Linked DNA regions of Homo sapiens: all the other regions are linked to region 2. Evidence: chromatin loops called from intact Hi-C (ENCODE). Cell type or tissue: dorsolateral prefrontal cortex. All regions are shown on one strand. Each heading gives the region's core, and the rest is flanking DNA. Links, peaks and the distances in the headings are about the cores only.

What was found. Hi-C counts contacts between places; a loop is a spot of excess contacts. Peaks named below come from ENCODE experiments on the same cell type or tissue, not always from the same donor. Only the 100,000 strongest peaks of a DNase experiment are listed, where the experiment ranks them.
Region 1: a loop joins it to region 2, with 2.8 times the contacts of the local background. A loop is called at or near these places in 2 of 110 quality-filtered maps.
Region 3: it touches region 2 in a loop (7-fold over the local background); 69 of 110 quality-filtered maps call a loop at or near these places.
Region 4: it touches region 2 in a loop (10-fold over the local background); 84 of 110 quality-filtered maps call a loop at or near these places.

What each region holds. Positions count from the first base shown.
Region 1 is chr10:121,212,889-121,220,868 of GRCh38, forward strand. All of the region lies in intron 1 of LOC105378523 (a long non-coding RNA gene), which reads right to left. Among named protein-coding and RNA genes, the nearest start is that of LINC01153, 38 kb to the left of the region's middle. In dorsolateral prefrontal cortex, for the core only: a CTCF peak has its summit at 4,059 (motif pointing left); a DNase peak (open chromatin) is centred at 4,083; H3K27ac peaks cover 2,500 bases.
Region 2 is chr10:120,939,837-120,947,816 of GRCh38, forward strand. The region is part of intron 2 of LOC105378519 (a long non-coding RNA gene); the gene reads right to left. Among named protein-coding and RNA genes, the nearest start is that of WDR11, 92 kb to the left of the region's middle. RefSeq lists enhancers at 3,020-3,314, 3,219-3,288. In dorsolateral prefrontal cortex, for the core only: CTCF peaks have their summits at 3,177 (motif pointing right) and 3,381; DNase peaks (open chromatin) are centred at 3,175 and 3,438; H3K4me3 peaks cover 845 bases; H3K27ac peaks cover 1,524 bases.
Region 3 is chr10:121,897,411-121,905,390 of GRCh38, forward strand. ATE1 (arginyltransferase 1) reads right to left here. Exons shown (of 12, transcript NM_001001976.3): 6 at 4,981-5,210; 7 at 2,456-2,584. Among named protein-coding and RNA genes, the nearest start is that of ATE1, 27 kb to the right of the region's middle. In dorsolateral prefrontal cortex, for the core only: CTCF peaks have their summits at 3,334 (motif pointing left) and 3,533; no DNase peak of the experiment used is centred there.
Region 4 is chr10:121,883,740-121,891,719 of GRCh38, forward strand. All of the region lies in intron 7 of ATE1 (arginyltransferase 1), which reads right to left. Among named protein-coding and RNA genes, the nearest start is that of ATE1, 40 kb to the right of the region's middle. In dorsolateral prefrontal cortex, for the core only: CTCF peaks have their summits at 3,443 (motif pointing left) and 3,647; a DNase peak (open chromatin) is centred at 3,452.

The DNA.
Region 1 (7,980 bases), core at 2,730-5,229, 270 kb after region 2:
CTTTGGAACAGAGCGAATCAACTCCGTTTGGAGACCTAAGCAGAGACCACATAGGCTGGTTAGCGAACAATGAAGTCCTCCATTAGAGGAGGATTGCAGGTGCAATAGTCAGAGATGGAGCAATCACTGTGAGCTGGTGGGGGTGGAAAACAAGGCGTTCTTAAGGAGTTGGAGCCCAAAAAGACCTTGGTGAATAGGTATTTGGATGCATTCCTTTGGAGAGCAATTATCTAGCACCTTCTATGTAGGACACTGAGCTAGAACTGGGTTTCCAAAGATGATAAAGACCATACAAGGCCCTGAGTCTGCTGTAAGAACAGACGGGCACAGGAATAACTCTCAAGGAACAGGTACCAACGGAGGGATGAGCCTGCATGGCTGGGTAGAAGCAGCAGTGCTGGGGCCACAAGACCTCTAATACCATACAGGTTTTCCCTGTGGAGGAAATGAAAAAGGAAGGCAGTTTGGGTTGCAGGAGTCTTAGCCTGCTTCTCAGTTCTAAGAAAGTATTGGGAAGCCCATAGGGCACCCTGGAGTCAGAGCTGCCCACCAGAGGCATCCCACATTTCTCAGCCTTAACATCCCTGCCAAACTCACTCTCTGGCTGGGAGCAGCCACATCAGTGTGGTGATAGATTCAGAGCACAGCAGCTAAAGCCATCAACAATTACGCTCCTTGCAGAAGGAGAGCTTAGGGGTTCACATTCATAGCCAGTACAGGTGGATTTTATGAGAAAATGTGCAAACTCAGCAGTTATATCAAGCACGAGGTTTGACCAACCTTGTCAATGATAAGGTGTTTATTATTATTACTATTAACAAAATACTAGGGGGAATACCAAACATGGAGTGTGCCCATTAATTTCTCCAAGAATTGTAGAGGAATTCAGCGAGGATGCATAGGTGGGATAGGGCCTTGGAGAACAGCTAAGATTTCTTCAATGGACGAGGAGGCTTCTGGAAAGACAGGATGACCTGCCTGGGAGAGGGGGTCAAGGACAGACATGATCCCCATCCGCTGGGGATCCCCTGGCTGGATCAAGCAGACAAAGCCCGCCAGCAGTTTTAATTAGTTGAGGGTTACAAGGTTTCCCCTTCTCCCTGGTGCAGCTTTGCCCGTGCCGATATTACAGACAAAGCCCAGAGGCGACACAGGCATGGCCCACCCCAGCAGGCTCCCTTCAAGGAGACCTCTCCCCAGAGCCGTACACAAGGGATGTCAAAACACCCTCAGCTGGATGTGGCTGTCCCCAGTCTGCCCAAGATTCAGTGACATGGAGCTGCCAGACCCCCACTGCAGGCTGTCCCTATTTGTAGTCATTACACCCACCAGGGTGGCAGGCTCCACAGGCCTGGGTTTGGCCTGCCCCACCAATCTCTCCCAAGTAATGTCCAAACCCACACTCTTCCTTAAGTGTCTTGAAACCAAGAAAGATGGAGAGCTGTACATATTTTAACCTCTTCCATGCTATACCCAAGCTTTGGAGAGATTATGAGTAAATCACAGCAGGACTGGGTGCTAGCCTAGCCTCTCCTTTGCAATCAGCTCTAAAACACAAAGTCTAATCTCTTGGAAGTGCTATGCAAAGAAGGCACATTTTGCCTGCTGTCGCTGCTTTCAGTAATCATGAATGAAAGTACAGTAGTTAACCTCCAGCAACTCCGAGCCACACACACACTCAGCTTGCTCTTCCTGCCCTTGCTTTTTCTCATTTCTCCTCTAGATGGAATGCCTCCTGGGTCTACTCAACCCATTGACAACTCCTCCTTCCCCTAAAATCATCTGTCACCTCCTCCTGGAAGGCTTCCTGGATGCACAGGCTAGGCTGTGTCCTGGTCTTCTGTGCTCCCATAATTGCCTAGGCATGACTCTATCCTTGTAAGCGGAGTATCGAGCAGTGATGTCACACCTTTGCAGCTCCTTGAGGAGAGGGTCTATGTGGTCACCATCTGTGTGTGGCTGGCACCTGACAATTGCAGACCTGGCTGATATACACCTGGGTCATAGTTCTTAGAATAATGAAGCACCATGGTAAGTCATGTGCTGGTGAGAGGAGCAGGGGTGGAAACTGATTACATGACATGATGTCATTTTAAGACATTTCAGGTGGGGCTTCACAATCCCTGGGCTGTGAAAGGAGACAAGAGAAAAGCTAACTTGATACAAGCAATGTCCCTACAGGGCAAAAATGCAGAGAATCACCTGGGTGAACCCAGACCGATGGTGTCATGGGCTTTCATCAGCCTTAGTCAGTAACTTTTAGTTCTGAGTTCCTCCCTGGGCATCGCCAATAAGGCCAAGTCCTGTGCCCAGATGTCTCTGAGTGATTTTTCACCCTAGCACGTCTCTCTAAAACCATGGAGTTTTTCTTTAAGTCCTAGGCTCTAAGGAGAGAAATGAAAAACGCTTGTGTGCCAGCTCATAAAAAGTTAGGTTATGAATGCCTACAGTAAAAGTTCGCACATGGGTCCGAGGACCTGGTTATTTTGATGGTTTTCAGTGTAAGACTCACTTCACCAGCATTGTTGAGTTTGGAAAGTGAACTGTTGAAAGAACTTGAAATCCATTTTTAAAATTCGAGGCCCTCCTGTATTGATTTTCATCCCTACACCCAAAAAGGTGCACTAGGAATGTACCCTTAAACACCACCGAACAGGATCATCCAATCAAAGAGCATGATATCTGAGATCTTCTAAGTCAGTGTTCTCATTCCATGCATGAGGAAATCAGGTCTAGAAATTTCACCATCTGCCAACGGCCCACAGACAGCAAGTGATGGCTGATGCTGAGGATGGACTTGAGACTGGGTTGAATTACATCTCCCAAGAAGATATGTTCAAGTCCTAATTCCCAGTTCCTGTGAATGGGACCTTATTTGAAAATAGCGTCTTTGCAGATATAATCAATTAAGATGAGGTCATAGTAGAGTAGGGTGGCCCCTAATCCAGTGACTAGCGTCCTTGTAAAAGGGGAGGAATTTGAACACAGAGACATGTAGGGAAAATGTCATATGAAAACAGAGACAGAGACTGGAGTTAGGCCGCCATAGGCCAAGCAACACTAAGGCTTGCTGGCAACAAACTGAAGCAAAGAGGTAGGCATGAAACAGACCTCCCCGTGAGCCCTGAAGAAAGAACCAACTGGGCTTACACCTTGATCTTGGCCTTCTATCCTCCTGCACTATGACAGAATACATTTCTGTTGTTTTAAGCCACCCAGTTTGTGGTACTCCTAATATAAATCCCAAGTCTGGTTTTCTGCCTCCATGAGTTTCCAGAATTAGAACCTAAGTGTAGGAAACATTCTTCTAACCCAGGGCTATTTCTGCCACTTCAGGAAGAAGGCAGAAAATGTGACCACTTTTGACCTCAGTTCTGAGGAGCACAAGAATCTAAATCAGGGAAACATCCCTTCATCAGGGTACAAGTTCAAAGGGCTCAGTTAAGATAAATTAGTATATTCAAGACGTGAGTGTTTCCATTGAGGGACTGTTGTGTAGCAGTGTACACTCTGGAAGCCAAGACACAGTGGTCATCCTCACAAGGAGCCCAGAAAGACATATGCCTGTCCAATTTCCCAACCCAAATGATAAGTAGTCTCAGTGGACAGTCTAATTCTATGAATTTCCAGTGTTACTTTGGGGTCACGTGACTTGCTACACACACACTCTTGGAATTGGTGAAAAACACAGAGTGTTCCAGAAATATCAGCATCCAGACTGCCAAGAGGATTCTAAATGGAGCTTGCAATCACTGAGGTTTGAAATAATTGTCTTCCCCCTAATCAGATAATCACTGCCACCCAAGCAGTTCCAACACCCAGGGCAGAAGAGGGGCTGGGAGGGGCATCAGGCCAGTCTCTGTGGCCTCACTCAGGATTCCCATGGATGTGAGGCATCAGAGAGAAATCCTCAGTGGTGTTTCACGTTTCCCAAAGTTTTGGTCTGAGTTCACTGTTCATCTCATAACTGTTCTGGGTGATCCAACATGCGTGAGGGTTTGTTCAGGCTGTTTAGAGTTCTTTTGTGAAACTGTCAAAACAATGACCTCATTTGGAGCCATCTGCTGGCATGCAGGATTGGCACGGAGCTCGCTGCTGATGTGTGTCGCTGGGGCAATCAATTCAAGATGGCCACTCTGGGCACACCGTTTACTAAGCGATATCGGAGCAGATAACTGATTGCTCCATCTCTTCCTCAAGTTACTAAACATGTTAGTGCTCACACAGCCTCCACCAAAGGCTGTGTGCCAGGCATGGCAAAGGGAAGACATCATCTGCTGACCCAGAAACACAAACCCCTACATTTCCTGGAGTGGAGGGTGCTTCTCCTGCCAGGTCCTGGCCTGAACATTAACTTGCAAAGCAAAAGAAACATGATTTAATCAGAGAAAACGATTGTCTTTGGAGCAGAAAGCATGTGAGTACTATCAACATGTGGATACCAACAACAGAAGATGACCTTTATCTGATGCTGCGTGGCTGGGCCAGGGCTCTCCTAAAAACAGCAGAATCCGTGGGAAAGAATCACTCTGGGCATAATTCAGACTCAGTTCGTGATCCTCTGAAGAGAATGAATTGGGACAGTCTAGAAAGGCATGAAGCCCGTAGGTATTTCTGAATTGTGACCGAGTTTGCCTAGCACAGCGTTTTCACAGCCTGTGCAATTAGAGAGCAGGTGTGTTTTAAGTGCTCATGAAAAGAAGAGCCCTCATTTTTATTGCAAGTTTTCCCTCATTTCTCTGAGAAACAAAACAAAGCAACTCAAGGAATATGCAGGAAAATTGTTTTTGACCCAATTTGTTGTCGTTGCCAACTTACTTTCCAAAGTGGTTAATTAGGCAAGCTCAGCAGAACTTTCCAGTTTCTGCAAGGGTGCCAGTTTCGGAGCACCTCTGTAGACTCCCTCTGCTGAGGGATGAGATGGTGACACTTTTCTCAGATTTCCTTTTGTTTATCAGATCGGGGTGTGTGCTGGGGTCGGGGCTGGGGGTGAGCCTTAGCTCACATGTGAAAAACAGCCACTAGACATTTCTCATGAATCTGAGCAGTTTCAGACCTCTTGTGCATGTGTTAAGTCTGATGTGAGCTTGTAATCAGAGCCAATTCCTCAAAACTCAGTTCAAGTGGGTGGTGGTAATTTGCAAGGTCACTGCGTCATTATCAACACACAGCAAAATAAGAGCAGGATTGCACCTCAATACATAGGACACGGTGAAGAGAAAGTTGTTAGGGCTAGAGAAGAAACCAAATGAGATAGGGAAACCGGAGAGGGGTGGGGGGAATAACAAGTTTGCCATCTGCCTGGAGGCATGTCTCCTAAATTGGCCAGCATCACACTGATAGCAGGGGCCCAGATACCTTCACTGAGGGATGCATTTTGCAGAATCTCCCTTCAGCATTGACCAGGCACACACACACAAAGCAAACCTTCTAATAACAGTAATAATGATGATGATGATGTACTTGGTGGATGGGTTGGGGAGATTATAAAAGGAAGCACATTAGTAAAAAATACTTTTTGACATCCACCTACCCCAACAGTAGAGTTATAAATGTTAAAAGGATCCCATCCAAAATACAACTTCAAGAAAAGTTTACTCCTAAAGAGACATCATTGATTCAACCCCAGTAAAACATAATCAAACTGGAAATCTATCTAGACACAAATACCTCTCTGCCTTCAGAAAATCCAAACTGGACCACATGTATTTGACATTTTTTAAAGGCTATTTTAATTAATACCCACCCAAGAAAAATACCAGAAAAGATAAACTGCTTCCTACTAGACACAGTCTTGTATACAACTTTTAGAGCTTCTTCCTTTCCTTGCACTACATCAAAAGGCGACTGCTCTTTGGGCCATTGTCATTAGCTCAGCATTATTATTTAAAATACCAAATATGATGACTTTCCTGAAACTATCAAAAATAGCTATTTTTACATACTGAAATCCACTCTAGCTTTACAATATGTGGATTTTTATAACTTACTTTAAAAATCACATTTTATGCATGCTTTCTTTAGTAAATCTTACAGAAAAAAGCAATAAAGCAATGATCTGACCCAATAATTAACTATAAGGCACTGAAATTCCTGGTTTGAAACAAGCAGCAATACAAATTTTGGTGCATTTAGCTATGTCACAAGTATAGCTTGAAGGTCTAAATCATCTTAATATCTCATGTGATGCTTGTTAATATTCACCATTTAAGTGAATATGTCTTATATTTAAATACTCATTATTATTATTACTCAATTTAAAATCCAGCCAAAGTAATTTCAGGCAAGGCAATGCATGCAAAGGTTTCTTCCTTCTACAATTCTTCTACAAGACTTAGAGCAAGTTAGAATTCTGGTAGCAGTTTGATTTTTTTGGTTTGCTTTTGTTTGTTTTTGGTTAAAGGTAAAAACAAGGTCACACCTATCAGCAGCCTAGCTGAACTTCCTAATCCACTTACTTTCTGGGAAAGGGCTTTCTAAGGACCTGGTTTAAATCTGAGGTGACAGTGGGTCTACCCCCTGCATCGGTGCTGGGTGCTACAAGCATCCCACTGGATGCATGTGGTTCCAGGCTGACAATGGCTGTCCTGTTGGAGCTGAGAGCGTCATCTCCCAGGGTGCTGGAACTCTCAAATTTAAAGAAAAGAGCAAGTAAACTCAGGTGAGGCAGAAAAATAGTCTGCTTGATACATGCTTGATCTCATACCTGACCCCACCCACAAGTCAAATGCCACCTTCTACTAGGATGCATGGGGTCCCTGGCTTGCAAATTACGCTAGAAAAAAAGCAGTACCCTGGAAAATGTGATTCAAATTTGTGATAAATATTTATGTGGCCAGAGATGTCTCAATTCAGGTCTATGTGTCTGTCCCTCCCAAGGTTGTCACCATCTAGAACAAACTCCTTCATCAGCTTATTGTTCCAGAGAGAGCAGAGTGAAGCAATCAATTGCACCAGCTCTGGAAACAGAATTTAATTCTTAGTCTCCTGGTAACTGTGACACTGGTAAATTGCTTTTCCTCCCCATGTCTCAGTTTCCTCATCTGCAAAATGGAGACAATACAACACCTGTCTCAAACAGCTATGGTAAGGGTCAGTGCAACGTGCTCAGTTATTTGCAGCCCCCGAAGACTTTTGCACTCACCCTTGCTTCTGGCTAAAAGGTACTTCAGCTGCCTTTCCCAATAGCTGATTCTTCAACATCCACTCCTTGGATGAGGGATTTCCCGTACACCCTACCTCAATCAAACATGTATACAGTTGTCCCTAGGTATACAGAAGGCAGTGGTTCCAGCATCCCTGAGTACTCCAACATCCCTGCATACTCAAGTCCCACAGTCAGCCCTGCAGAACCAAGGTATATGAAAACTTATCCCTCCTTATACCAAGTTTTGCATCCTGAGATGAGAATACTGTATTTTCAATTGGCATTTCGTTGAAAAAAAAAATCTACATAAAAGTGGACCTGTGCTGCTGAAACTCGCATTGTCCAAAACTGTTATGTTTTTCATGACAATCATCACATCCTAAAGTATCCAGTTTGCTGTTAACTTGTGGATTGTCAATTCCCCCTCCCCTCCAGCTCTCTCTCTCTCATACACAGGCAGGTACATGACAGTGACCTCTCTGAAAACTGAGATCTTGCCTACCTTATTACCATATTATTGGAGCCTCAAGCAAGGCTTCGGACAGAGCAGGAGCTCAATGAATATCTATTCTTCAATGAATACATGCATGTAAAGTACTTACAAGATACTAGGCCCTCAAAAAATATCAGCCAGATGAATGAATAAAAAGCACTTGAGAGGTTTCTAGTCCAGTTACAAATCTGGTGTTTAGAGAATCTTCAAATTCACTGTGTCTCCTGCTTTCCGTGTTGATCTCCCTAGGATCAGACATAGGCCACAAATGCAAGACTTGCTCTTATTACCTGTGTGTGAGCAGAGGAGGCAGAGCAAAGCCCAGAGGCTCTCAAGCCAG
Region 2 (7,980 bases), core at 2,123-4,622:
GGTGCCTGGAAGTCATCCTCCACACTTCCAGCGTGGGCAGGGGGTATCTCTTGATCACAGATAAGAGCTTGCCCCATCTGCTGCCCCAGCCCTTCGAAGCCTCCCTGCCATCTTCAGTATGATGCCCCCATCTTTGCCTGGCACTCCCTCCCACCAGACGCTTCCCGGGGCTCAGCCTCCCAGCCCCACCCCACCCCACTCCAGGCCCCATTCATCCCAGGTAGCAGCTTCTGCTGCTCAGATGCCCCTCTGCACCTTGGGTGGTCCAGGAACTCCTCATTCTTCCAGAGGAGGCCTGAGCAGTGAGGGAAGCCCTTGACCCTCGCCTACTGGGGGTACAATTTGACACAGATTTTTTATAGCATCATTTGGTGAGACAAATAAAGTCTTTAAAGTGGCTATGAAATTCCACTTGTAGACATTTTGCCCGGCAAACATGAATGGGCACAAAAATTCAGCTGCAAAGATGTACTTGTAGCAATTTGAAACACCCCAGTGTTGCTTAAAGCAATCCTAGTGCATCTATACAGTGGAATCCTAGGCGTTAAAAACATTAAGGCACATGTAAATTTTGTTTTTCGAACCGTCACGTCTGCCCTGGACTTCCTCAAAGCCTCCTAACAGGCCTCTAGGTGTCCCTCTTTGCTCCTTTCCAAATCATTTGCACCTGGTATTGGGTGAGAACTAAAAGCCTGAATCATGCCATCGGGCAGCTTAAAGCCCCATAAGGCATTTCCATTGTAATGAGATGAGCATGTGAATTCCCTCCCCAAGCTGTGCACCATCAAGGCCCTGCGTGCTCTGTAACCAGGCGCTTGTCTACCTGGGGGGTCCCACAGGAGGACACCGGCCTCAGCCTGGGCCCTGAGCTTGTCACACCCTTGTCAAACAGTGCCTCCCTCCCGCCACACCCACCTTCTATCAGCGCCTCGGGATAAGCCTAGCTCTGCCCCATCTCTGGACTTTGGATATGCTGTCCCTGCATCAGTCGGCTTCCCCTTCCTGGCACTCGGGGTAACTTCTCTACATCCTTCATTTCTCAGAGAGGCTTCCCTTAACCCTTCTGTTCAAATGGGGTTGCTGCTATTATTCCTCACTGTACCTTGTTCTTTCTGTTTTCCCTTTTCCATTTATTACACCCAGTAAATCTGTAAGGACAGCATCCTGATGGGCTTTGTTGACAGAGTACATCCAGCACTGAACACTCTGTACGCCTCACACAGAGGAGGTGCTCGATAAACATGTAAGAATGCCCCTGCTACATTGTAATTTAAAAAGCAAACTACAAAATAGTATGATGGCATATATAACATAGCATAGTATAATCCAATATAATACAAGAGTACAAGGATTAATATTAAAAAATCCAGAAGACTCTTCCACAAACTCTTGTCAGTGGTTAAGTATACATGGTGGGATTATAGATGGTTTCAAATGTTCACCTTCTCTGTATTATCTATATTTTCCAGATTTTAAATACATTTTTATTTTTATTGTATTTATTTATTTGTAGAGACAGAGGTCTTGCAATATTGCCCGGGCCAGTCTCAAACTCCTGGCCTCAAGCAATTCTCCCGCCTCAGCTCTCAAAGTGTTGGGATTACAGGTATGAGTCACAGTGCCCAGACTGAATCAATTTTTCAAAAATGGTAACAATAGCAATTATTCCGCAATAAAAAATAAAAATTTTGCTTAATTCTCATTGTAAAAAGACTCTGCCCACAAATCCCCAGCCTCTGTGAAGTGTTTCCTCTAAGCTCCATCTGCACCACACACCTGAGAAGGTGAAGCTTGAGGCATCCTTCTCTGTCCCATAGCACCTGGGACTGCCTCCTTCATAAGATGAGTCATCACCATTTCATAATCCTCCGTCTCCCTGCGCCCTCCTGCCTATGGGAGCACCCAGAATGTCTTCTTCATAGCCTTCACTCATTAATGATTGTGACTAATTAATTTGAGCTAATCCATTTTATGTGCAATTTCTGGCCTGCTGTCTTCCCCGGGCTGTAATTTCAACAAGGGATCATCTACCCTAATTGCTAGCGTAGTCTTTATAATTCATAGTTAATGCTCGATCAACAGTTGCTAAATGAACAAATGAATGAATGAATGCAAAACAGGATTGTCTCCGAAGTTGAAATCCCTGCCCTTGATTGTGTCTGCCATCAGATGTGCGTCCCCGAAATGCAGAAATCCTACTCGAGAGCAGAGGCATGTTACCACTCACTGGAGTTCCATAGACATCACCTGACCACGGAGACTTTCTAAGTATTTGTTCCTGAGAAGTCTCCGCTGCAAAGTTCCGATTAAGATACCTGTGAGCGGCAGGGCGCGGTGGCTCACGCCTGTAATCCCAGCACTTTGGCAAGCCGAGGAGGGCGGATCACGAGGTCAGGAGATCGAGACCATCCTGGCTAACATGGTGAAACCCTGTCTCTACCAAAAATACAAAAAAATTAGCCGGGCATGGTGGCGGCGCCTGTAGCCCCAGCTACTCGGGAGGCTGAGGCAGGAGAATGGCGTGAACCCGGGAGGCAGAGCTTGCGGTGAGTCGAGATTGCGCCACTGCACTCCAGCCTGGGCGACAGAGCGAGACTCCATCTCAAATAAATAAATAAATAAATAAATAAAAGAAAAAAGAAAAAAAAAAGATACCTGTGAGCTGTGGACATCTGAATGTTCACACAGCACTGACCTTTTTAAACATGAAAATGAAAACGAATAGTCAGACTCCTGCATTTTTCCATGTCTTATTTCAGTTTTAAAGATGGACAATATGATAAGAAAGTCTGTTTCTCTTCTGGATTTCTATTTCCAAAGAGATAGCAAAGGTTCTCAGGTTACTTGGAGAGTTTACTAGGATGCTGAGCGCTCCTCACCCACATAGTTTATTATTCGGGAGGTCTGAGGTGGGACCCCAAAAGACAAATTCTCAGGTGAGGTTGATGCTGCTGGTCTGGCGACCACGCTTGGAGACTCCGTGAGCCAGAGGACTCTGCCCCGACTTGCTAGGGAGGCAGGAGCTCTGGTGACCTGCTGTGTGGCCTGGAGGAAGTCACTGCCCATTCTGAGCCTCGGATTCCTTGTTGGTAAACAGCGTCTTAGGACGCGGCTCTGTGATGCTGTGGCCTGTGCGTCGCATCGGCATGTCTCAGCCGGCACCGGGCAGCAGAGGGCAGCAGAGATCAGGAAATGGCGTCCCGGCAGGCGGCTTCTCCCACTGCTGAAATGAGTTCTCTCAACTGTCGCTCAGCACTCCGAAACCATTAGCCAAAGAAGAAAGACATTTCCTCATCCCTTTGCTCTCCAATGACTAAGAAAAGTGAAGTGATGCCTTACACTGAAATGTATTTCTTAAAAGTTGGATACTTGTATCATCTTGAAAGCCCCTCTACATCCAGGAAAACTGCAGCCCAGAGAGGGGAGGAAAAGCCCGCGGCCTCCTGCTGGTGGTAAGTTCAGGAACACGCATGGGCCTTTCCGCTCCGTCCCAAGCTGAGTTTTACATTCCCTCCTAGACGAGAATTGGCGAGTGGACATGAGGGTAGCTTTCTTCCATGGTGCTGGGGGGCAGGAGGAACCCCAGGGACTCATGGATGTGGGAAGGACATGAGAGGTTTCCCAAGTAGGGCCCCTTGCATTTAGAGCCCCCTCTACATGGAGCTGGAAAAGGGAGTTCCGTTTAAATGTGTGACCCTGGAGTCCCCAAACATCTATTCAGAGACAGCAGATAAATCCCAGACTGCACCTCTCCAGCTGGTCTTCAAGCTCAGAACCCCCTCCTCGTTTCCAAGTGTGGATCCATCAGAATGAAGGGCCCACACCTCTCCCCCACCGTGGATTTCACATTTCCTGGTGCCTCTAAGTCACCAGGAGGGGGCAGAAAATTCTGCCTCCCAAGCCCCACCTCCAGGGACCCCATTCATCAGGTTTGGGTGCGGTCCTGGAATCCACGTGCTAAACAGACGCTGAGGGTGGTTTGCCCAACCAGACCTGGACAATCTCTGGCCTGGAGGTTAAGCCTGGGTGGTGAAGATGAAGAGATAGGTGGCAGGCAACACTGGGAATTCACAGTCTCCGTTCTTGGAATCATACTTCTCATCCACGGGGAAAATTCCTTGGTTCTGGTACCTTCCCTGCAACTCTCTCCAATCATCCTAACATTCTGGGGGCCCAAGATGAGAATAAAAGCGAAGTTCCCATACCATGTGTCAATTATTAAAAAGTTATCAATCCGGGGCCGGGCATAGTGGCTCATGCCTGTAATCCTAGCACTTTGGGAGGCCGAGGCGGGTGGACTGCCTGAGTTCAGGAGTTCGAGACCAGCCTGGGCAACACAGTGAAACCCCGTCTCTAGTAAAATACAAAAAAAATTAGCCGGGCATGGCGCCGTGCACGGCGCCGTGCACCTGTAATCCCTGCTACTTGGGAGGCCGAGGCAGGAGAATCGCTTGAACCCAGGAGGTGGAGGTTGCAGTGAGCCAAGGTCACGCCATTGCACTCCAGCTTGGGTGACAGAGTAAGGCTCCGTCTCAAAAAAAAAAAAGGTTACCAATCCAATCAGTTGTTAGAAGATAAAACCCATAATTTTTCTACCTTGGTAAATACATCTTCATCATCATGAAGGCAAGGTTTGAATTTAGAATTCTGAGGAGTTGACTTTCGAAAAAAGGCAGCACAGAGAGCCAGGCTGCAGCCTACCCCCTTCACGCCTCACCCCACTTGGCTTTTTAGTGCACACACGTGTGTGTGTGTGTACAGGTGTGTATACCCACTAGCCCCACATATCCACGCCCCCACCCAGTTCCAGCTGAGCCATCACCCACAGAAGAATGATGGACCCAGGGAGAGAGGCCCACACAAACCTGGAGGTTGGCTCAGGGTTCCAGGTATCCGTGACTCTAAAAGGCAGGGTACAGGATCCAGGGGAAGCCCATCCCCAGCCCCAGGGACCCCTTGCCCTAGATAGGGCATAGCCTGATGAGACAGAGCAGGCCCCACCCCTGCCCACCAGGGCTCCTTGCTGGCCAGTGGGAGGTGGAGGCCTTAGAGTTATAAGGAGCTGTCAGGTTGGTCCCACTGAAGCCACACTGGCTTTGGGCCCCTGGGAGCCTGACTGTGAGGCCTTTCTGAAACCTCAGGTAGGCCTGACAGACAGACAGGGCTGCAATCCAGGGCTGAGCGCCTGCCTGGAGATGGGGCTCCAGGAGGGACTGGGAGGGCTGCCTGGAGGCGGGGGCTGTTAAAATGCAGCTCTCTGGGCCCTGCACCAGCCCTTCTGAATCAGTGGAGCTGGACATCTATGTTTTAACAAGACCCTCCTTCCCAAGGATTCTAACACAACACTAAAGTGTGAGAAGCACAGCTTGGAAACATTTTGTTTTATTCATGCAGTCAACAGATATCCACAGAACATCCCCTCCCTTGGCACTCTCAGTTTCCTGTCCCCTGCAGCCAACAGGAAGTCAGCTCTTCCCCACAGATTCTCTCCCTCCTCAAGTTTCAATTCAATTTCACCTCCTCAGGGGCACCTTTTCCAAAATGGCTGCCATCTCCCGGCCCTCAACACCACATCCCCTCTCCTAGCTCCTTCTTGGCCTTTACCACTGGTGCAGATGAGCTTCTTGGAGTATTTATTTTACTCATTGCCATGCCTCCCCCTCTAGAATATAACCCCTTCCCCAGGGCCAGGGCCTGATACATGGGAATCATTCCTTTACTGCAGTGTTGCTGGGATATAATATGCCCATAAACCTACTGAGTATTTGATGAATGATGAATAAGGCCGCTACCACTCAGCAATTCATTCATTGCCTCTTCCCACAATGGGACAATGGGGCAGGTGCCTTTTGGATAAAGAGGGAAGGTGTAGGTGGCGGAAGCCTCCGAGCTCTGAAGACCCTGCATGGCTGTCTGCCCGCCCCTCCATGAAAGGGGCAGCTCTCCCAGGAAAGAGAGGAAGAGAGGCCAAGAGAGCTCACAAATGGGTGTCTTCTCTTGTGAGGAAGGATTCGGGGCTCAACACGCTTCCTGGGGCTGGGTCTGTACAGGTAGAAGGAAGAGGCCCAGTTGGCTCCAAGCCTGGGCCAGCCCCAGCCCTGCAGCCTGGCGGTGTGCAGGCACCCTCACTTCAGAACATGCTTGTATGCACTTGCTCTTCTGGCACGCCATGAACTGTTTCTTGGCTGCCTTGTTAGGAGATTAAGCTTTCTCTAAAAAGATGAAAAAAAAAATCTCTAGCAAAGGCCTGACTAGAGCTGACCCCCGAGGAGGCGGTGGCAATAACTGATGGGCACTACATTTGTCTAATTAATCTTCTTGTCAACAAAGTTGTTCTTTGCCGGTGCCAGCTCTGACATCATCCTGCAAGCTTGCCACACTGGTTCATATGCAGTTACAAAGGCTGCCTGTGACCCAGCACTACACTCCCTAACCACCCCCAACACGCTGCTGCCTGGAAATGGGTGGATGAGAACAGAGATGTCACACAGCTGCTGGCTTAGAAGGGGCACCGGGGAATCACAGCTTGAATGAAAGTTGGATAAAGATCTGGAAGGTTCAGGGGATCCCCAGGCTGGAAGGAGCCTGGTTTCTAAATAGGACACCGATGCCGACCATCTTTTTCAAGTTAAACTTTGGAAAGTTCCATTTGCCATGCAAACTACCCTTGCCCTGGATGGGTTGCCCCAAGAGTGACCCAGGAAAGTTTAGGTGGTAAAGTTGCAAAATCAAGTGGCTTCAGGGCCCAGGCAGAGATTTCACTTTCAGTGCCCTGGGATGAAATCTCTGGATGTCCACGAGGCTGACCTGGACTTCCCGGATTGGGAGGCCTTGTGGTCAAAAGCCGAGTCCAGTCCTGAACACCAGATCTAAATGTTCAAGAAGACTGTGCAGATTTACAGGCTAAATCAGAGTCCCTGGTAGCTGTTTCCGACCTCTGTATGGGGCTTTTAGAGTGAACTGTGGTCTCATCCAGGCGTTTCCCGACCATTGCATCCCACACAGGGCCTCCCTTCTGATTTTATCGTTAGTCTCTCTCCCTGTTGATTTCCTCCAAGTGCTCATCACTGTCCACACTCACCCTGTTTATTTCTGCTCACCGATCTGGCTTTTTAATCGAGGAGTCTGTGAATAAAATCTGGAGGAGGGGGGTCTATGAACTTGGACAGGAAAATATTTATATCATTATTTTCACTGTCTGAGATTTAACAATTTACTCAATTATGAAAATCGGCAACAAGCCACAGTGTATTAGCAGTGTCTGTGACTTTGTCTCCAACAGAAATCACAGCTGTTTTTCTATCACGTCGTAGTTGATGCAGTTATCTCAAAATATCAGCTGGGCTAATCACTATTTTGAAATGACTGTAGTTAATAGATTGGTCTGTAGATCCTGTTACATCCTCTATCAACGAAGAACATATACGAGTATAGCACCACTTAAAAATATTTTGATAACTGCATGACAGTATAATCGGTTTGTTTCATAATCCTGTGTATCTTAATTTATGCTTTTTTCAAATATTCTGGCCTCATGAGACTGGCAAGAAAGACTGTAAGCCATCTTTTCTGTTACTTTTTCTTTCTTTCTTTCTTTCTTTTTTTTTTCTATTTTTGAGACGGAGACTCTCACTCTGTCACCCAGGCTGGAGTGCAGTGGTGATCTCGGCTCACTGCAACCTCCGCCTCCCGGGTTCAAGCGATTCTCCTGCTTCAGCCTCCCGAGTTCTCTTTTCTATCCTTAGCCCCGACCTTGGGTTCTGGCACACAGTAAGTGCTCAAGACAATATTATTGACTGAATTAATGAAGGAACCACTGAACAAATGAATTAAATAAGTGAACTGAACAAATGAACATGAGCCTTAACGTGGCCGTGGGTCCACGTCCATGGACCCACGTATTCTGGAAGGTGCAGAAGTTTCCACGACCCTTTGCCACCTGAGCTTCTGTCTGTGCGACATCCACACTACCCACCAGGA
Region 3 (7,980 bases), core at 2,278-4,777, 960 kb after region 2:
GCCTAGCAGAATCCTTACTATCTGCAAATGCTATCACCCACAGTGGCATGGATCAACAGGGAACCTAGGACATAGCCTCTCAAAACTGAAATGTGCATCTGAATCCTTTGGAAACCCAGTTTAAGATGTAGATTCTGGCCGGACCCGGTGGCTCATGCCTGTAATCCCAGCACTCTGGGAGGCCAAGGAGGAAGACCACAAGATCAAGAGATCAAGACCAACCTAGCCAACATGGTGAAACCCTATCTCTACTAAAAATATAAAAATTAGACGGCTGTGGTGGCACGCGCCTGTAGTCCCAGCTACTCAGGAGGCTGAGGCAGGAGAATCGCTTGAACCCGGGAGGTGGAGGTTGCAGTGAGCAGAGATTGCGCCACTGCACTCCAGCCTGGCAACAGAGCAAGACTCCGTCTCAAAAAAAAAAAAAAAAAAGTAGATGTTGAATGAATAGGACTGAGAGTCTGTGTTCCAGGTACTGCTGATGCTGCAGGTCTGCAAATGACACTTTAACCAGAAGACTCTGGGGGATCTGGGAAGTGAGCCCTTTCTCAGGGAACATGCAGCATTAACTCCTGTTGTATTAACCCTCTCTTTTTAGCTTACACATCGTGTCATTAAAAAAACAAAAGCAGTCAAAAAATCAAAACTCTAATTCTTCTGCATCTGTTGGCCTCTTTCTTCCAACATACCATGGTTCTACTGTGACAACGATGCCATCTCATTCATTTCAATATCCCAAGACTGACAAAGACAGACCCTCAATAAACGCCCGTTAAACCATATTATATCTAACAGAAGGTCCCCAACTTATAATGGTTGGACTTATGCTTTTTCAACTTTACAATGATGGAAAACGATTCCGTTTTTCACTTTCAGTACAGTATTCAATAAATTACATGAGATATTCAACATTTTATTATAAAATAGGCTTTGTGTTAGATGATTCTGCTTAACTGCAGATTATAAGTGTTCTGAGAATGTGTAAAGCAGGCGAGGCTAAGCTATGATGTTCGGTAGGTTAGGTGTAGGTATTTCTTTCTAATTCACTTGTTGTTAAGGTATTTTTGCTTATTGGTCTGTCTTTCCCATTTGATTATCAATTTCTTGAAGACAGAGACTCCTTTTGTTCTGTGGTGCACAGTCTGGCACACGATGGGCACTCAGTAAATGACTGTTGACCTAGAGTGGATGACTGACCTTATAAACCACTACTTTCAGGTTCCTAGAGAAAACACTAAGAACGCATCCTGAATTTGCAATCCTTTTTTCTAAGGATTTAAAATGCTCACATGTATGAGTCATGTGAGTGTTCACAGAAGTTCAGTAATACACACTGAAAGGGTCATCAGCTCCACCTGACAAGAAAATGGTATATATTATACTTCTTCCCAGACAACCTTATCAACACAGAAAACAACAGTTAACAATACCTCAGTCTTCCCACATTCATCGGGTGGATCCTGGTGTATGGCCACTTGATACTTGACATACAAAGAAAAGGACTGGCTGAAAGACGACTTGAACTCTGGGTCCTCAAAGGAGACAGGTACTAACCTCACCTTCAGAGCAAGGAAAATACAAGCAAATGCTATTGAAACATCTCTGATGATATGCTTCTGAAGGTGAGGCTACAGTAAGATCTCCACAAATCCACGCCAAAGCTCGAACTCGAATTTGTCATGAAAAGAAACCTTAGACGAGGCAGACGGGTGCAGAGACCGAAGTGCTAACTGTACTAAAACTTATGAAAATCTCAACCTCATAAGAGCCAACAATTTGTTCTTTTTTTTTTCTCTCTCTCCACTAATTGTAGTTTTCTGCATAAACTAGAGTCAATATTGTTGTTAATCATGGTGATGATCGCTACTTTTGCCACCTCTACTTATACTAAGTGTTTTAAGCTTTTTTCCTTTACAGATTTTTCTTGGGTCATTTAACTTACAAAATTATTAGCATATGAGTTCTTCTATTAAAATGTTCTACTATCTTCCTTTTTTAGTCCCACTCAATTGTGCAAGGGTAGCACATTAATAAAGAATAATTTAACTGGGATCAATTATTCCTACATACATCTTTCAAATACAGATAAAGCATTAAAATCATGTTAGGCAAAGTACGTATCTACCATAAAAATATAGTTTCCTGAGTTTTCCTCACAGGTATTTTAATTTAGAGCTCTATTACTATCTTTTAGATAAATGCATCTAAAATAGTGACTTTAAATAATTTTACATGTTACTTTGACTCTGAAATTATACATGGCTGGTACTTAACATGGCACTAGGTAAAATTTGCACTTTCAGAATGTCCATTAATTCAGTCTTAGGTCTTTGCAGATATGCTGCAAATTGAACACAAATAAAATGTAGCACAAATAAACCAAGATTTCATTAAATGATATTAAGTGGAAGGGAAAGCTCTGTTTGCACAGGAAAATTACACTTGGCCTGCTGACCTGGCTTTCGGTTGGCGTATCAGGTGGGTTCTTGTGAATAACCATCTGGTAACGTTTATAGACCTGGTAAGACTCCAGAAGTGTGGCTTTGAACTGCGAACTTGGTGGAGATGATCTCACCACCCTCACCTTCAGAAGCAGTTAAAAAAACAAGTTTACTAATTCATTCATTTATTCATTCTGTGGAATATGCATTAAGAGTAACTCCCATCCAAGAAACCAAGTTTCAACAATTATTAAAGCACCTAAATATTTTAATATTAAAAACCAACCAGTTAGTAAATAAAGAAAAAAGTTATTTTTGTAACTTACAGACTCATTAAGAAGAGGACGATCCCCTCTAAACTATAAGCCTCAGCTTTCATGACTGAATTATGTAAGCCTGCCTCTACTGTAAACTGGCAGAGTATTTCCAGCACTCGTACACACACGACACATACACACACAAATAAATACCCTCTAGTTGTGCACAACTACCAGTAATTCTAAGAAAGACTAAAAATATGAATACATTTTTTGGCCACTCATTCATCATTGCTAACCCTCAACTTAAAACTTGACTGTTTGAGTTAAAAAGACCTCATAAAGTTTTCCTACTTCATAGCATAGTTAACAACCATGACTCTGAAGTCACATTTCCTTTGTTCAAATCTTACAATGTCACCATCTTGGTCAAGTAACCTTGTAAAATAAGGATAAGTTTAAAACAGTAATTGCACGCAGTAATGGCTAACATTTACTTTAACATTATTTACTAGCCACTTAAAATGTATTAGCAAAACAGAACAGTAAAACAGTCAAATGCAATGCAATGAAAACAGCTGGAAACTGGACATGTGTGCCGTGAGACGTAATTCTATGAAGAAAGAGCGACACCCAGTGGTAAAAGATCTCTATACATCCTGAGTATCATTACATTCAAAAAGTACAAGTAACCACTGGAGAACTGTTATGTTAAGCGTGCTTGGCCTCCTGAATACATTACTATTTATGATCAAAGATAAAAGACACCTTGTAAAATATTTTAAGTAGTGTATTCAACTCTGTTTACAATTTTGGAAGGACAAAAAAATCTGTATCCAAATCAGAGTAGCCAAGGAGTTATAAAAGCTAAAATCTGGCCAGGCAAGGTAGCTCACACCTCTAATCCCAGCACTTTGGGAGGCCGAGGCGGGTGATCACCTGAGGTCAGGAGTTCGTGACCAGCCTGGCTGACATGGTGAAACCCTGTCTCTATTAAAAATATCAGAAATTAGCCGGGCGTAGTGGTGGGCACTTGTAATCCCAGCTACTCAGAAGGCTGAGACAGGAGAATCGCTTGAACCCAGGAGGCAGAGGTTGCAGTGAGCCGAGATCGCGCCATTGCACTCCAGCCTAGGCAACAAGAGTGAAACTCCGTCTCAAAAAAAAAAGCTAAATTCTACGTCTGATAATACATATACTGAATTAAGGCTTAGAATGCATGAAAGTTAATTTTTATTATCAGGACTTCAGTGATAAGTGATATTTTTAGATGATAGTAAGCTACAAAATTCAAAGGCTGACCAGTTACTAATCACATATGAGAATAAGATAAAAATCATTATGGCTAATGTTTTTGAATTTTTTTGAGACAGTCTTTTGCTCTGTCACGCAGGCTGGAGTGCAGTGGTGTGATCTCAGCTCGCTACAACCTCCACCTCCTGGGTTCAAGCAATTCTGGTGTCTCAGCCTCTCTAGGAGTTGGGATTACAGGTGCACGCCACCACGCCTGGCCAATTTTTATATTTTAGTAGAGACGGGGTTTCACTGTGTTGGCCAAGCTGATCTCAAACACCAGACCTCAAGAGATCCACCTGCCTCGGCCTACCAAAGTGCTAGGATTACAGGTGTGAGCCACCACATCCAGCCCTTGTTTTTGAATTTTATATATGAGAAACTAATACTGAGAAATCTTGATCTGATCTAGAAACGAAAATAAATTTGGAAAAATGGAGGAATTTGGCTCTAAAAGTATTCATATTATGCCCAAAGTGGTTTTGGCACTAATGAGAGAGGATTTCAGCAGTACAATTTAGCCCTATTTAGATAATTCCTAACTGCTGGCTTATGTATATGACACCATTTGCTGTCTTTACCAAGATCAGAATATTATAATGGATGAAATAGTGATTTGCCTTGTGTAATCTATTGTCTTTCACTATCTAAACCAAAACTGCTAAAAACACAATTTTAAAGAGTATTTCTTTCATTTTAACTATTAAATTTCAATCAAGGTAGCATGCTAAAATTGACACTGTTTTCACAAGTTTGGTGGCCAACTATGTATTCTCAAAAAGTCTTTTAAAAAAAAAGGAGTTTCCCTCAAACAGCAGTTAACTTAGTAAATACAAATGTTACTTCTTCCCAGTTCTCTTTAATTTCTTTTAAATTCTCATTATTTAACTAGCAAACATCAACTAATTAGAACTTCAAATAAAAATAAACGATATGCCCAAACAAAAAAAAATCATAATAAAACAAACAACAAAAGTCCTCCAAAGTACCTCTAACTTGTGTGATGCATTCTCTGGTAAAGACTCAAAAATTAAATCTTCGAGTGATTTTGGCTGGTTGGATTTAGCCTTTGGTGGAAACAAAGATGGTGGGTGACCTTGAGCCTGGAAACCCTCAAGTTCTCCAGCTGGGTTCTGCTGCATTAGTTTTAACCTTTTCCTTTCTTTCCGGATTTCCTTTGCTTTTCGACATGGAGGCTTACTCAAATCAGCCCCTTTGCCTAAAAAGAATTTTAAAATATTAGACCAATCACATTTGGTTCTAGAAAAGTTTTTTCACATGTCTCAAAGATTCTACAGTGTAAGTCCAAAGAGTTTCAATGGTTAGGCTAGCTTTGGGGTAGATGTTTCAGAGGATCCTGATACAGAGCTGTAAGTGGATCTAAAATTCTACCTTAGAAGTGGGAGTTGCTAGAGAAAGTAAATAGCACAGAAACTTTCCAAGGTGGCTCTTACTGCTGAAAATCTTTTTTTTCTTTTTTTTGAGACAGAGTCTCGCTCTGTCACCCAGGCTGGAGTGCAATGGCATGATCTCAGCTCACTGCAACCTCCGCCTCCCAGGTTCAAGCAATTCTCCTGCCTCAACCTCCCGAGTAGCTGGGACTACAGGTGTGTGCCACCGTGCCTGGCTAATTTTTGTATTTTCAGTAGAGATGGAGTTTCACCATGTTGGCCAGACTGGTCTCAAACTCCCTTGGACAGACTGGTCTCAAACTCCTGACCTCGTGATTCACCCACCTTGGCCTCCCTAAGTGCTGGGATTACAGGAATGAGCCACCAGGCCCGGCCCAAATATCTTTTTTTAAAAAAAAACATTCATCCACTTCTCTGCCTTTGTGAGGAAGAACACAATCAAATCAAAGTACCTGCTGCATTAAAAGGACACTGCTATCTCTGCCCAACATTTCTGAGGGACATTTCTCTGAAAGCACTGGTAACATAAATACTTAGGAACCAGGTATAAAGGAATACTGATCCCAGCGCAAACACTGACAGGTTTTTTTAAATTAAAAGAATCCTTGTGCACCTGGAATTCTAGCACTTTGGGGGGCTAAGGCGGGCAGATCACCTGAGGTTGAGAGTTCGAGACCAGCCTGGTCAACATGGTGAAACCCCATTTCTACTAAAAATACAAAAATCAGCCAGGTGTGGTAGCACACACCTGTAATCCCAGCTACTCAGGAGGCTGAGGCATTAGAATCACTTGAACCCAGGAGGCAGAGGTTGTGCTGAGCTGAGATGGCACCACTGCACTCCAGCCTGGGCGACAGAGTGAGACTCTGTCTCAAAAAACAAAAAAGGAATCCTTGCTTAGTTGAAGGTATCTGTGTCTTTCTCCAAATACTGCAGGTATTTGGGTCTCATTAGTTCAGCTGTAGTTAATCAGAGTTTTGTTCTAATTAACAGACCAAATATCAAACTGACATCCCTTTAAAATAAAAAAATTTTTACTATTATAAACTAAATAAAAATACTTAGAAAAAAACCTGGAAAGGAGACACCATGGTAACAGTCATTTTACTTTGTTTCAGAAACAGAGACAGGATTTACCTTTCTTTGTAGTGTTCTCTTTTCTCCAAATTTTCTTTTTTTTTTTTGAGACAGAGTCTCGCTCTGTCACCCAGGCTGGAGTGCAGTGGCGCCATCTGAGCTCACTGCAACCTCTGCCTACCGGACCATTCGAGCAATTCTCCTGCCTCAGCCTCCAGAGTAGCTGGGAATACAGGTGTGTGCCACCATGCCTGGCTAATTTTTTGTATTTTCAGTAGAGACGGAGTTTCACCATGCTGGTCAGGCTGGTCTTGAACTCCTGACCTCGTGATCCACCTGCCTTGGCCTCCCAAAGTGCTAGGATTACGGGCGTGAGCCACCGCACCTGGCCGAATTTTCCAACAATGAACATTATGCTAGTAATTTTTTAGAAGATATTAAAGAAATAAGGTGTTTAAGATCCCAAAACAGCCCGGTGCAGTGGCTCATGCCTGTAATCCCAGCACTTTGGGAGGCCGAGGCAGGCAGATCACGAGGTCAGGAGATTGAGACCAACCTGGCTAACACGGTGAAACCCTGTCTCTACTAAATATTAAAAAAATGAAGCAGGCATGGTGGCGCACGCCTGTAGTCCCAGCTACTTGGGAGGCTGAGGCAGGAGAATTGCTTGAACCCAGTAGGTGGAGGTTGCAGTGAGCTGAGACTGCGCCACTGCACTCCAGCCTGGGTGACAGAGCGAGACTCCGTCTCAAAAAAAAAAAAAAAAAAAAAAATCCCAAAACAGGGTACTCACAAACCATATCAAAGTCAGCAAAAAAAAAAAAGGTTTATAAAACTAGCAAATTCAGTTTTTAAAGAGAAGAAAATCAAAACCTAGAGTGGTTAAAGGGCTTGCCTGAGACCATAAGCTGATCAAATGAAAACCAATCTGATGAGAAAATAGTGAGTTCACAAACAGTTCAGACTGTATCACAACTTCATTAACATGTTTTCTAACTAAAAATAAAGTTTACTTATTAAAAAATGACTTTAAATAAGCCTAAGTTAAGTCTGAACCAGGTAACAAAAGACCATTTCTATAACTATTACTCTACTGACCAACAGAATTACTTTTCTTGGACTACAGACTGTGTCTTTTCTCAAATTTGCTCTGAGCACACACACTCTGTCTGACACAAGCTGCCTGAGGTCATGGACGAGGCTCTGTCACTTGGCTAGCTGACCTTGGGCACGTTTCCCTGTCTGTACAAGAAAAACAAAAACCAGTCCTACCTATAGAGTTCCTGTGAGGATTAAATGAGTTAATACCTGTGCAGCTCATAAAAAATTAACTGCCATTCAATTAGGGTTAACTATTATTATTAGCTATTATTTGTATTACCAACATCTAAAATAATGTTTTACCTATATAAACATTCCATAAATAGTAATTTTCAAAACCTTCCATTTTCTATACTGAAAATTACATTCCTTACAGAAGTTATAAATTTATAAGCAAAT
Region 4 (7,980 bases), core at 2,224-4,723, 940 kb after region 2:
ATGTCAATCACTCCATATTTTACTGAGGCCCACTTTAACTTTTACAAATGGCAACATCATGTCTAGTATAAAAAGCACTGCAGACTGGGGTGCGGTGGTTCACGACTGGAATCCCAGCACTTTGGGAGGCCAAGGCGGGTGGATCACTTGAGGTCAGGAGTTGGAGACCATCCTGGCCAACATGGTGAAACCCCATCTCTACCAAAAATACAAAAATTAGCCGGGCGGTAGTGGCGAGCACCTGTAATCCCAGCTACTGGGGAGTCTAAGGCAGAAGAATTGCTTGAGCCTCGGAGGCAGAGGTTGCAGTGAGCCGAGATGGCACCACTGCACTCCAGTCTGAGCGACACAGTGAGACCCAGACTCAAAAAAAAAAAAAAAAAAAAAAAAAAGCACTGCAATTTCAGGACATTGCTCTGCCACTAACTACTCATGTTACCTTAGGCAAATTAATTAATTCTTTAAATATGAGACATTCATCTATATAATCCTAAAATCCTTTCACCTCCAATGTTGTATGATGGTATGATTTTGTGATCTGAGACAAGTTTTAGGAAGTTACTGACCGAAAGGAACTTTGAGTTAAATGTTGGCTTGGCACAGTAGCTCATGCCTGTAATCTCAGCACTTTGGGAGGATCATTTGAGGCCAGGAGTTCAAGACCAGGCTGGGCAACACAGCAAGGTCTCCTCTCAAAAAAAAGGCCAGGTGTGGTGGCGTATGTCTGTAGTGCCAGCTACTCAGGGGACCAAGGCAGGAGAGACTGCTTGAACCCTGGAGTTCAAGGCTGCCGTGAGCTATGATGACGACACTGCACTCCAGCCTGGGTGACACAGCAAGAGCCTATGTCAAACAATGAAAAAGAGGGAGGAAGGGAAAAGAGTGGAAGGGAGAGAAGAAACGGAAGGAAAGAAAGATGAATGTTCCCAGTGCTAGTTTTGACTCCACCCCTTTGGATCTCCCCAAAAAGGAACATGCTTGAGATATAACAGTGTCTCTCTCCAATAGTAAATGACTGAAAAGCTTTGGTCATTTAACTACTATTAGTTATAAATGTCTTTACTACTATTAGTAATAAATGTCTTGTCACGGACCTTGACACAGACTACAATACACAAGTGTTCCCTGACTTAGGAGTTGCTTAAAGAAACTGGCTTCCTTAATTGAATTATACAAATAATTGCCTAAGCTCTCTACTTTATTCAAGTAAGTTAGCCTGGCTTTAAAAAATGTGCTTTAGGCCAGGCACAGTGGCTCATGCCTGTAATCCCAGCACTTTGGGAGGCCAAGGCAGGTGGATCACCTGAGATCCAGAGTTTAAGACCAGCCTGGCCAACATGGTGAAATCCTGTCTCTACTAAAAATACAAAAATCAGCCAGGTGTGGTGGCACGTGCCTGTAATCCCAGTTACTCGGGAGACTGAGGCACAAGAATTGCTTGAACCTGGGAGGTGGAGGTTGCCGTGAGCCAAGATCATGCCATTACATTCCAGCCTGGGCAACAGAGCGAGACTCCGTCTCAAAAAAAAAAAAAAAAAAAAAAAAAGAGGCCGGGCGCGGTGGCTCACACTTGTAATCCCAGCACTTTGGGAGGCCGAGGCAGACAGATCACGAGGTCAGGAGATCGAGACCATCCTGGCTAACACGGTGAAACTCCATCTCTACTAAAAAACACAAAAAATTAGCCAGGCATGGTGGTGGGCGCTTGTAGTCCCAGCTACTCGGGAGGCTGAGACAGGAGAATAGCATAAACCTGGGAGGTGGAGCTTGCAGTGAGCCAAGATCGCGCCATTGCACTCCAGCCTGGGTGACAGCAAGACTCCGTCTCAAAAAAAAAAAAAAAAAAACATGCCTAAAGCATTTCAAAATGTGGCTGGGTGCAGGGGCTCACACCTGGAATCCCAGCATTTTGGAGGGCCAAGGCAGGCAGGCAGGCGGATCACTTGAGTCCAGAGTTCCTGACCAGGTTGGCCAACATGGTGAAACCCTGTCCCTACTAAAAATACAAAAATTAGCCGGGCTTGGAGTCATGCGCCTGTAGTCCTAGCTACTTGGGAGGCTGAAGCACGAGAATCGCTTGAACCTGGGAGGTGGTTGTTGCAGTGAATCGAGATTGTGCCACTGAGCTTTAGCCTTGGCAACAGAGGGAAAGACTGTCTCTAAATAAATAAATAAATATTAAATAAATATTAAAAAGTTTCAAAATGTTCGGATCTTACTATCATTCTGTTAATTATATGCCAGAGTTAAATATTTATAAAATACAGGTTAAGTATCCCTAATCCAAAAATCTGAAATCTGAAAGCTCCAATGGGCATTTCCCTTGATTGTCATGTTGGCACTCAATAAGTTTCTAATCTTGGAGCATTTTTGGATTTCAGATTTTCACATAAGTGATACTCAACCTGTAGCACCAGCAGGTTCTCAGGTGGCACTGCTTTGCTCAACATCATTTTGTTATAACTTCAATGAGTATGAGACCAGCTTGGGCAACATAGCAAGATCCTGCTTCTACAAAAAATAAAAAACAAAAACCAAAAATACATTGATGATTTAAAAAAAAAAAAAACCCACCTCCTGGCCAGGGCTACTGTCTGTGTGGAGCTTGCAATTCCCCCCACATCTGTGTGGGCTTGCTCTGGGTCTTCCAGTTTCCTCCCACATCTCACACGTGTGCACGTTAGGTTCACTGCTGTGTATACATGGTCCCAGTGTGAGTGTGGGTGTGTGCGTGAATATGCCCTGTGGTGGAACAGACTCCTGTCCAGGGTGAGTGTCCAACCTGCGCCCTAAGCTTCCAGAATAGGCTACAGCTCCCCGCCACCTGAACTGAAATCACTGGGTTAATAATATCTTACTTATTTTTATTAATCTTTCTTAAATGTATGTATAGCTCACATTTATTTCAATGTTTAATATTAGAAGTGCTTTGGTTTTTATTTAGAAGTCTGGTGATGTTTTGTGACCAGAAATATGCTGTAGGAACTTAACTCTTGTTTATATCAATTAGCCTAGGGTAAAACTGGTTTCCTTGTATGTCATTTCACCTATGACCACAGTTTCCAAGAACTATTAATGACATTAAGTGAGAACTTACTGTGTGTGCCTATATATGATTGTCTGGTCTTTGCCTAATTGGAGAATGTCAATTCTCTAATACACTGAATAATTTTCTAAATATAAGTTACTACTTTCATATACAAAAATGTAAGCCATTAAGAGGAAAAAAAATAAAGATGAAAACTTCTCGAGATTAAAGTCCAGAAAATATTTAAAACCTTTAACAAGCAAAGAATCACTTGTAATTATCCTTTTAATGCCTCAATGAAAATTACAATAAATGATAGAAAAAGAAGCCTTTATTCATACTTCTTGGGCTGTGAACACACAACTTGCAGAGAGCAAGCTGAGCCAAGATGAAAGAGCAAAGGGTTCTCGATCTACACCACCACCTGGTGGCGGAGTGAGACAGTGGCGCAGCTTCCACCGTCTCCTTTCAAGTCTCCATGGGGTCAGAATGGACTCATCACGACCTTTCCTTTCCACACTCATTGTCTAAACAAGTGAATATACATACACCTGAATATAAGATAACTATCCTCAAAATAAGCATCCCTCAGAAGTAGATATCGCCTCCTATTTCCATCTCTCATAGGAAGTTCCCTGAACTAATTTAAAAAACATTACAGGCTGGGCACAATGGCTCACACCTATAATGCCAGTACTTTAGCAGGTTGAGGCAGGAGGATCAGGTGATGCCAGGTGACCAGCCTGGACAACACAGCAAGACGCCCCCCTACAAAAAAAAATTTAAAAATTAGCTGGATGTAGTGATGTGCACCTGTACTCCTAGCTACTTAGGAGGCTGAGGTGGGAAGACTGCTTGAGTCCAAGAGTTTGAGGTTACAGTGAGCTATGATCACGCCACTTGCACTCCAGCCTGGGCAACAGAGCAGGACTCTGTCTCAAAAAACGATAAGAAGAAAAATAAAAAATAAAACAGATGGCAATGGATTATAGCACTTCATATAAGGCCATGAGCCTACAATGCTATCAGAAGGAAAAAAGATGGTGAGAGGTAGGGAGTTGTGAATACAGAGAGAAATCTCTTCTTTACAGAGAGAAAGAATTTCAGCTAATAAGTGTAGAAACAATAATACAATTAGACAAATCACCATTTTGCTACCTCTCCCACCTCTCCATAATAACTACTTCAGGCAAGGATCATCAAAGATGCTAAAACAAATGGACAACAGGTTATTGGGAAAGAGGTTATTCCTCCTACCTCAGAAATATTATCATAATAAGGGTATAACATGCCTTTAAAATGAGAAGATCTAATTACAAAGAAAAAAATATAAGAATAATAAAGAGGCTGGGCGCAGTGGCTCACGCCTGTAATCCCAGCACTTTGGGAGGCCAAGGTGGGCGGATCCCAAGGTCAGGAGATCGAGACCATCCTGGCTAACACAGTGAAACCCTGTCTCTTCTAAAAATACAAAAAATTAGCCGGGCGTGGTGGCAGGCGCCTGGAGTCCGAGCTACTCGGGAGGCTGAGACAGGAGAATGGCATGAACCTGGGAGGCAGAGCTTGCAGTGAGCCGAAATCACGCGACTGCACTCCAGCCTGGGCGACAGAGCAAGACTCCATCTCAAAAAATAAATGAATAATAATAATAATAAAGAGAGCTGATGGCTGTTATTCAACCAAGTGAGCAAACCAAGTGACAACAGACTTAAATGTCCCCATCACAAATGAAGGACAACCGACATTACATGCTGCTTGATATGATACAGTAAAAGAGTAAGACTGGCACAAGCCCTAGAGGAAACTGACAATATGAAAAAAGCTGAACACCTGCACACCCTACGACACAGCATTTCTATTGGGCACACATCAAATAGAAATGTGTCCGTATGTTTACCAAAAGGTATGTATAAGGATGTACATATGCAGCACTTTTCACGGTAGCCTCATACCAGGAACTACTAAAATTCCCACCAACAGTAGAAAGGGATAAATTCTGGATAGTCATACATAAAACACTATACAGCGATGAGAGTTAACAGTCTACTACAACAGGCAAAATAAAATAGATAACTCACACTACCATAATGTTGGGCAAATGAAACCACACTCAAAAGAGTAGGATTCTACTTACATTAAGTATAAAACAGGCACAACTAATCTGTAGTTTTACAAGTCAAGAAAATACCGGTAGTGATGGAAAAGAACAAGCAGGGGCTTCTGAGGAGTTAGTAGTAATCAACTTATTTATTTATTTATTTTTTTGAGACAGAGTCTCATTCTGCATCCAGTCTGGAGTTCAGTGGCACCATCTCAGCTCACGGCAACCTCTGCGTCCTGGGTTTAAGCGATTTTCCCGCTTTAGCTTCCCGAGTAGCAATTTCTTAATCTAACAGTGAGTTCAATTTGTGAAATTTCATCTATCTGAACACTTATGCATACTTTTCTGTATATACGTTATACTTCAATAAAAAACTTTTTTTAAGTACACATAACCTACACCTAAAAACATTAAACTTTTAAGAACACTTAAGAATCTGATTACTAGATAACAACAAAAACCGAACTGTGATACGGAACATTCTAAAGATAATTGGGTTAAATGTCAAAGTCATTAAATGAAAAAATCAAAAAAGATTACAGAAACAGAACAGTCATAAACATAACATAAACACAATACAGTTCATGTAAAATGTGTGAACCGTGACTGGATCCTATTTTCATTCATCTATAAAAGCTATTTTCTATTTTGGGGCCAGGCACAATAGCTCATGCCTGTAATCCCAACACTTTGAGAGGCCGAGGCAGAAAAATTGCTTGAGGCCAGGAGTTCAAGACCAGCCTGAGCAATATAGCAAGACTCTACCTCTACAAAAGGAAAAAAATTAAAAATTAGCCTGGCATGGTGGTCCACTCCTGTAGTCCTAGCTACTCAGAAGGGAGACTGAGGCAGAAGGATCACTTCAGCCCAGAAGTTTAAGGCTGCAGTGAACTATGACCATGCTACTGTACTCCAGCCTGGGTGACCGACCAAGACCTTGTCTCTTAAAAAAAAAAAAAGTAAAGGTATTTTTGGTACACTTGGAACATCTGAATATGGACTGTGATGTTATAGAATTTCTACAGTTTTTAAAGAGTAAATATTGTGGTTATATAAGAGAATATACTTATTCTTAGGAGACGTATGCTTAGCACATCCAGGCAAAATGTCATAACATGCACAACTTTCAAATGGTTCAAGAGAGAAAGATAAAGTAAACCTAACAAAGTTGTTAACAACTTGTCAACATTGGTGAATGGAGTCTGGGTGTTCATTACATTCTTTCAACTTTTCTGTTCAAAAACTCCAAAAGTTTCAAAGTAGAAAGTTAAGGAAAAGAAGTCAATATTACAGAAAAAAATTAAGAAGCTGCCCTAGAATAAAAGAATCTAAAACGATATCACAAAATGTAATAAACTTTGATTAAACACTATATCTTTTAAAATGGGAAAATGTAAAATAAGCACTAAATAGTAGATGATATTTACAAATTATCATTAAGTTTCTCATGCGTTATAATTATACCACGTCTTGTAGAAGCACATCTCATTGTTTGAACATGTATGCTAAAGAATTTAGTAGTAAAATGTCATGATATATAATGGATGTTAAAATGACTCATACACAAAAAAAAGATAAAGCAAAGAAAAACTAACAACTGTTGAAACTAGGTGAGGGATGTACAGGTCATCAGTATAATCAGTAAACCATTCTTTCAATTTTCCTTTATGTCTGATAATGTTGATAATAAAATTTGGGAAACAATTAGTCAGTGAATGCAGAAGTATGATGAGATTACTGGGTTTATGACTAGGCTGTTTTTGAGACAGTAAAGAAGAGATGAGAGGTCAACTCTATTCTAGGAAACCAACGGCACATATTATTAGACAACAGTATTTTCTAAAGAATAACATCAATAGAATTTCAGCTAAAATCTCATGTTTCTATCACATAGAATTACTGGTATCCTGAAAAATAAAGATTCTTAAAAGTTAGCTTTATACTGTATTATAAACGAGACAGGTCACAAATTACTCCAATTTATATCACATTACTTTCTGAAAATCTGATATCTACCTGAATGACTGAAAACAGTCATGGAAACACACATACTGGATTAATTTACAAAGTCCTATATTATTTCACTATTTGCAATTATGTGCTACTTTTCTAAAGATGTTGAAACGGCTCCACTGTCTGAGGTATATACCCTGGTTCTTTGTCACGGTCAATAAAGAATTCAGGACACAGACACACGAGGAGAGGGTTTAGGAGCAGAAAGTTTAGCAGACAAAGAAAGAGAAAAGGCTTCCTCAAGCTGAGAAAGTGGGTTGCCCAAAAAGGGTCTCCAGTTTGTGGCAGAAGGCAATCGGTTTTGTACAGAGGACTGAAGAGGTGGTAACTGATTTACATGGGGCTCAGGGGATTGGGTTGATCGGGTATGCCATTTATATAGCCCTCGAAAAGACTGACCCTCCCACCCTAGTCTTTTATTATGCAAATGTGGCCTCCACCAGGTGGTGGCCATGATACCTGAACATGTGATTTTACATGGAGGTTACCAGGATGCCGGCACATGGTGGCGACAGGAAAAAGAGGGCAGGAGAGACCATATTGAATATACCTGGCTTGCAGGTACAGCTGCCTGCATTTACATATAAAAGCTTCTAGTTTGCATATCTATGCCTGACTCCTCAGGGTGCTTTCTGTTAGAGAAGAAATGGTTTAGAGCTGCTTTTTATTAAAGGAAAATTCCACGGAGAACTTTTACCCTTTCTAGCTGCCTAAAAATTATTTCTTAATGATGTCTGTATTAAGGTTACTGAAAAGAATTGCTTAGAATAGCCAGGCAATCTATATTTATCTTTGCATCAAATTTCTCAAAAAATAACCTATTTTTCAGAGTATTTAA